Regions from separate parts of the Homo sapiens genome. Here region 2 is linked to region 1. The links are chromatin contacts, found by Hi-C in ENCODE. All regions are on one chromosome and are shown on one strand. The core of a region is the stretch at or near the end of the contact, and the rest is flanking DNA. Distances in the headings are between cores, read along the strand shown.

What was found. A loop is a pair of places that touch in the nucleus more often than their neighbours do. Pooled maps may share reads with other maps.
Region 2: a loop to region 1 is called in a map with no recorded cell type, with 10 times the contacts of the local background. The contact joins two enhancer-like sites. A Hi-C loop is called at or near these places in 3 of 37 single-sample maps with no recorded cell type and 2 of 50 pooled maps.

The regions. Positions count from the first base shown.
Region 1 is chr22:43,376,683-43,379,668 of GRCh38, forward strand. The region is part of intron 3 of LOC105373053 (a long non-coding RNA gene); the gene reads right to left. Among named protein-coding and RNA genes, the nearest start is that of LINC01639, 22 kb to the right of the region's middle. Within about 2 kb of position 1,449, at least 6 of the 41 ENCODE cell types and tissues checked have a DNase peak (open chromatin) inside an H3K27ac peak, as active enhancers do.
Region 2 is chr22:42,928,660-42,931,645 of GRCh38, forward strand. All of the region lies in intron 1 of PACSIN2 (protein kinase C and casein kinase substrate in neurons 2), which reads right to left. Among named protein-coding and RNA genes, the nearest start is that of ARFGAP3, 73 kb to the left of the region's middle. RefSeq lists a silencer at 2,148-2,227. Within about 2 kb of position 1,537, at least 23 of the 41 ENCODE cell types and tissues checked have a DNase peak (open chromatin) inside an H3K27ac peak, as active enhancers do.

The DNA of each region.
Region 1 (2,986 bases), core at 199-2,698:
GCTCCTGGCCTAAAATTACTTTAATCATGTCTCTCTCTCTCTCTCTCAGATTCAATTTCTTCTACTCCTCCTCCTTTATCATCATCAACCTCATCATTATCATTATCATCTACTAAGCATCAGTACAACAATACAAACGCGGCATTTGTCATCGTGAGCACTTAGTAAGCACTAGCACTCTCTAAGCACTGTGATTATGTGTGATTGCCTATATAATTTTATCTGATTGCTGTGTTGACCTCACAAGGTGGGTTTTCTAGCATCAGTTTTACAGTTCAGCAACTGAAGGCTCAGGTCAAATGCATTGCCCAGGAGCACCCGGCTAAGAGGTGAAGAAGGCGTCAACCGCAGTGTGGTGAGGTTCACAAGCTTGTCTGTCACCTCCAAGCTTCGCTGTCCCCAGGGGCCTCTGGGACCTGCTGAGCTGCAATGCTTTGTGGTTCTTCTGATGCCTTCAGAAGGGGTATGTGAGACCACACGTTCAGGGGCTGGGGGGCTGCCTCCCGTTATAACTCATGAGAGTTCCTTTCTGACCCTCATTTTAAGTTCGTTTTACATCACGAGTGTTTTAAGGTTTTTGGTGTGTGTTTTTTTTTTTTTTTTTTTTTTTTTTTTTTGTAGAGTTAAAACACACTTTCCCAAGGTTGGCGGCTCAAATGTAGACTTTTAGACACTGTTTGGCTTGGCACAGCTTCCAAACGTCTCCCAGCCACTGTTGCTCTATATTTCTTTTTGCCAGGACATAGATCAGAAATAACTCAGCTGTGAAAAAAAATTATAAGCTTGCCGGCAGCCCGTGAAGGAGATGAATTGCTGGAGGGCTATTTTTCCCCCTTGAGTCAGAAGTGTGAAGGTAGGTGGGAGAAGGAGCAAGGTTTTGAAAGACCCATGTATATTTAGGGACCGGGATTGCTTCCATTTTAAGAAAGATGAGGGTTGAAGCATGCACGCTCCATCAGACAGTCCAGCGCTTTCCCTGCCAGGCTCTTGACGCCCGTCGGTTGGGCCTTCTGGTTAGGGCTGCTAAGATCCACAGGCCCAGCTTTGGTTGGTGTGATTCCAACTGGCAAGAAGCATTTTCATTTTGTGGCACGAAAACTTTTTTTTTGCAGGTCAGTTTTGAAGCTTTCTGTGACCATATCCTGGTTGAAATGCATTCCCCGGTACAGAGGGGAAGCTGTGATTAACAACGGGTGACGTGCAAATATGCTGCACGCATATAACAGCCATCACTCCATTATTCAACTTTCTCCATACATTTCTCCAGAGTCTTCATTGTTTCATGTCCACATCAAGGTTGAGAGCCCCTAACTTTCCCTTCCTCCTGGCCCTTGAAAAGCCCATGTAAGAGGACACACTGCAACAACAGCAACAGCAACCCACAGATACATCTGTGAATATGCTCTTGTGTGTGTTAAAAGAAAAGCATGGGCTCACGGCCAAGGCACACTCTGGAAAGTTCTCAGAGAGAGAGAGAGAGAGCTTCTGTTTCTGGCACTCTGCCAGATTCGATACCTTTAATCACTCCCCTGATTATAACCAAAATGCTGGATAAAATATTGTTTTAATCTTTGTTTTTTTTTTTACACATTGCTGAGTTAGCATGAAAGCAAGAAAGTTACGGATCTCCAACATGAAGCAAAGGTAGACGCCTTGGAGACTTGGAGCCTGTGTTTCCATAGCTGTGTGAGGTGCAAGGGACAGGAGATAAAGTCTGGGCTTCCCCCAAGGGGGGCTGTAATAGGAGACCTCTTCAAAGCCTGAGTCCAAAAGGTCTATGTCTAGAGTGTCAGAAAGAATGAAAAGCAAATCTCACCCCGCAGAGGAGAACAGAAAGGAAGCCTGCCTGCCCTGACCTTGACATTGGGTTGAGAGAAACATATCTCCACTGAGAATCTGTAACCACAAGCTGGCCCTCACGTGATTTTCAGTTTGAATTCCTGCTACTTGTGTGGTTTAAAAAAACTCAAGTTGAAAATTGAAACTGGCCCCTGCTTGATAGTACCCGCAGTCAGCTTGCAGAAGCAAACCTTAAACCTTCCTCGAGGAATTCAGCTACAATCTCAGCCTTATAGAAATGTCCACAAAGTCCCCAAGAAAATGAGCAGCTCCCAGTGAAAATTAATAAACTTCACAAGGAAGATAAGAGAACCAGCAGAAACAAGAGACAGTACAAGTGGAACCTTAGAGCTTTCAGATTTGAAATGATCACAGGCAGAATATACACTTAAAATAACTAGTTTTATGTTTTCAAACAATTAAAATTGAAGTTCAGGGAATAAGAGAGCATAAGGAACAACCAGGGCTGAGCGCGGTGGCTCACGCCCGTAACCCCAACACTTTGGGAGGCTGAGGTGGGTGGATCACTTGAGGTCAGGAGTTTGAGACCAGCCTGGTCAACATGGTAAAACTCTGTCTCTACTAAAAATACAAAAATTAGCTGGGTGTGAAGGCATGTGCCTGTAATCCCAGCTACTTGGGAGGCTGAGGCAGGAGAATGGCTTGAACCCGGGAGGCAGAGGTTGCAGTGAGCCGAGATCGTGCCATTTGCACTCCAGCCTGGGAGACAGAGGAAGACTCCATCTAAAAAAAAAAAAAAAAAAAAAAAAAAAAAAGGAACAACCAGATTTGAAAAAGAATCAAATAAAATGTACAGAAGTGAAAAATGTAGCATTTGAAATTTGAAATGAGCAGAGCGAGCAGCAGATTACACACAGCCAAAGAGAGGTTTAATAAGCTAGTAGAACCAAAGGAATTATCCAGAAAAATTAAGTGGCAGGGCCTAATGTACGTGTATTTAGAGTTCTAGAAGGAGCTAACAGAATAGGAGAACGGGCAATACACGAAGAGGTAATGGCTGATACTTTTGTGAAATTATACATAACAAATCTCAGATCCAGGAAGCCCAGTGAATCCCAAGCAAGATAAATAAAAAGAAATTCACATTTACATACATCCCAAGAAAACTATGGAACATCAGAGAAAA
Region 2 (2,986 bases), core at 287-2,786, 450 kb before region 1:
TGTAGGTAATCAGGCTGGTGAAGGGAATCACTGGGTATACCCTACCTGGAACACCAAATTTAAGGAAAAATACACACAAATACATATACCTCTAAACAAACAAAATCAATAAAGCTACACTGAACATAATTTCATTTTTGATAATTCTGAAGTCATTTTTTACACTTACAAAGAGCTCTCAGTGCCAAAATTTAGAAGCCTCATCCCAAATTTGCCATTAAACAGCAATGGGACATTGGGCAAGTCCCTTATCTTCTCAGCATCCAACTACTTTCACATGAAAAGAAGAGAGTGGGATTCAACAAGCTCTTAGAGTTCTCTGAGTTTAAAATGTTTTAAGACAGCCTCCTATAAGCAGGAGATTATGGAAGAATAAACGTGAATTAAAGCCGAGTAATTATAAGAGTGTGTATGTGCAGTGAGCATGGCTGCAAAGATCCTCCCTACTTCATCAGATCCAGGCCTGACGGCCGCCCTGTGCAACTATACTCACCAGGACCCCAATGTCCGGGCTTGAGCTCATTATCAGGGTCTCACTGTGAAACAAGCCACAGTCAGCATAAAGAAAGTCCATGCTTCCCAAGCACGTCCACATCACATAAATTACTTACAATGTTGGTAACACAAGGTCTCATCTATGCTACAAGTCCTGCCCACATACAGAGGCTAAAATTTAAAGGGAAAGTCAACAGCAATTAATATTTGTATCTTGCAAAACCAGTAAAAAGTGCTCTGACTCTGGGTCCCAGGACTTCTCATTGAAGATGCTGTCAATAGCTTCTGAGAACTGAAACACAGTGACAGCACTGGGCTCAGTGGATTGTGAAATGTTCAGTGGGAGTGGCGTGCCTACGAATGGCTTGATCCTGCTTCCAAAGTACAGGCAAAAGAATGAGTATCTCAGAACTCCAAAACGATCCTGTCTGGTTTCTTTCCAGGTTCTTTTGTTCACCTTTTAGAATGGATGTCATACTAATCACACAGCTGGGGACATCTTTCCAATTGTGTGACGTCTGCTCCAGAATGATGGTCTACTTCAACTCGGACAAGGCAGGAGAGTGACCCGCCACCCGGGGCTCCAAACAGAGCCCTGCCCTTTCAGGTCTTCGTACCTCCCTTCACAGTATCCTTCTCCCTCAAACAGCCTCCCAGATGAGTGTCAAGATACTAATTATTCTTTAAGATCAAGATCAGATGCCACCTCTTTCATAAAGACTTCCTTTATTCCCAAATGTCAGCTCTGCTGCCTGGCCTGCCTGCCTGTGTTCCTCTCACACAGGGCTCCTTCCAATCAACCTCAGATGGAGGGCGGTCATCCAGGCATCTGTCTCTCCCAAGAGACCTAAGATCCTTGAGGGCAGGAACCACATGGAGTTTATTTTTGTGTCCCAATCCTAGCACAAAGTTCGCCGTGTTAAATATGAATGCCATGCTTTTCTCATCGCGAACCATGAGGTGACTTGGGAACAGAGCCATGCACAAAACGAGACAGAGGAAGTCTAGGTCTCTGACAGTGTGGTGTGCCCACCAGCCATGCCACCTCTGGACTCTGCAGATGAGAGGAATAAACTTCTCTTTAAGCCACTATTATTTTGAGGGTCTCTGTGACATGCAGCCTAACTCACACACTTTCCTGCTACCTGTGCTCTCTGCCCCAATTCCACAGCCACAACATGCAGCAGCACCAGGACCTCTGGGTTTGGGCCCTGGACACACTCAGCACCTTTGTCTCAGCTCTCAGACCTTCTCTGGACCCTCCTGTCCTCGTGTCTCACGCAGAGCCTAGCACAGATGAGGCACCCACTCAATCCTGACCCAAGAAGTACATGGATACCCACGTTCACACCACATAAACAAGGGAAAAAGTTATTCAATAAACTAATTTTGAAAATGATTGTCTTTTAAATTAATCAAAATGTTTCTAAAATGCATTTGGAAGTATGAAAGTAGGTCATTTTGAAATAACAAAAGGCACGCTCATAAAAAGCAAAAATACCTCCATGGTTTTGGTTATCCAATTTCTCAATCTGGTTTGGGTCAGTGGGAAAGTTTAAGAATTAAAAAATGAAAGTTTTTGACAGTTCAAGTTCAAAAGTAAATTTATAGATGAAGAAACAGAGGCATAAGAGTGTTTAAATAACGTGCCCAAGTCACACAACTAGTAAGGGGCAGAGCTTGGATTCAAACCCAGACCAGGTGCTCCAGAGCCTCCCTGAGCCACCAGGCTGTGCTGCCTCCTGCATGAGACACAGGCAACAAAAGACACCAAGGAAAGGCAGAGGTGAGTCACGTGTGCGTGACTCTGAAGAGTGACAGGCTGGATGCTAAGGGAGGCAGCATGCCAACCCGAGTCCAACAAGAGTAGAATGTTGACAGGAATTCTTTCATTCACTCATTCATTCGCTCAGTGTTCACTGCATGCCTATTCCAGACGCCTGCCTGCTCAAACAGCTCAAGGTGTTGAGGGAGGCAGACACCTAACTCACACCTGCCTTGTTCACAGTTGTATCCCACGGCTGGGCACAGCACCTGGCTTACACGAGGCAATGATATGTGAGAAGCAGCAATGAATGAATCCCAGCCTTGCTGCAAACCAGCTGGGTAACCAGGGGCACGTTACTTAACCTTCCTGAACCTTAGTTTCCTCATCCAGAAAACAAAACTAACACTGCCTACCACTCCTTGGGATTGTTGGAGGACTGAAGTAGCTGCTTTCCACCCAGGGAAGTGAGGAAATGGCTTCCAAGCCAGCGACACCAAGGTGAACCTTGGATGGGAATGGGGCAGGTGCAGAGTGGGAGAGGCAGGAGGTGTCCGAGACAGAAGAGACCTTAGGTGATGGGAAGGTAGTGGAGGAACACAGTCAGCGTCAATGGAACCAGCCAGGGTTCAGAGGGCTCCACAAAGCCGATGGCTGCCCTGAAACAGGAACAGCGAGGAAGGAAGGAGGAACTGGTATATTTCTACACAGAAATCCCCATGTGGT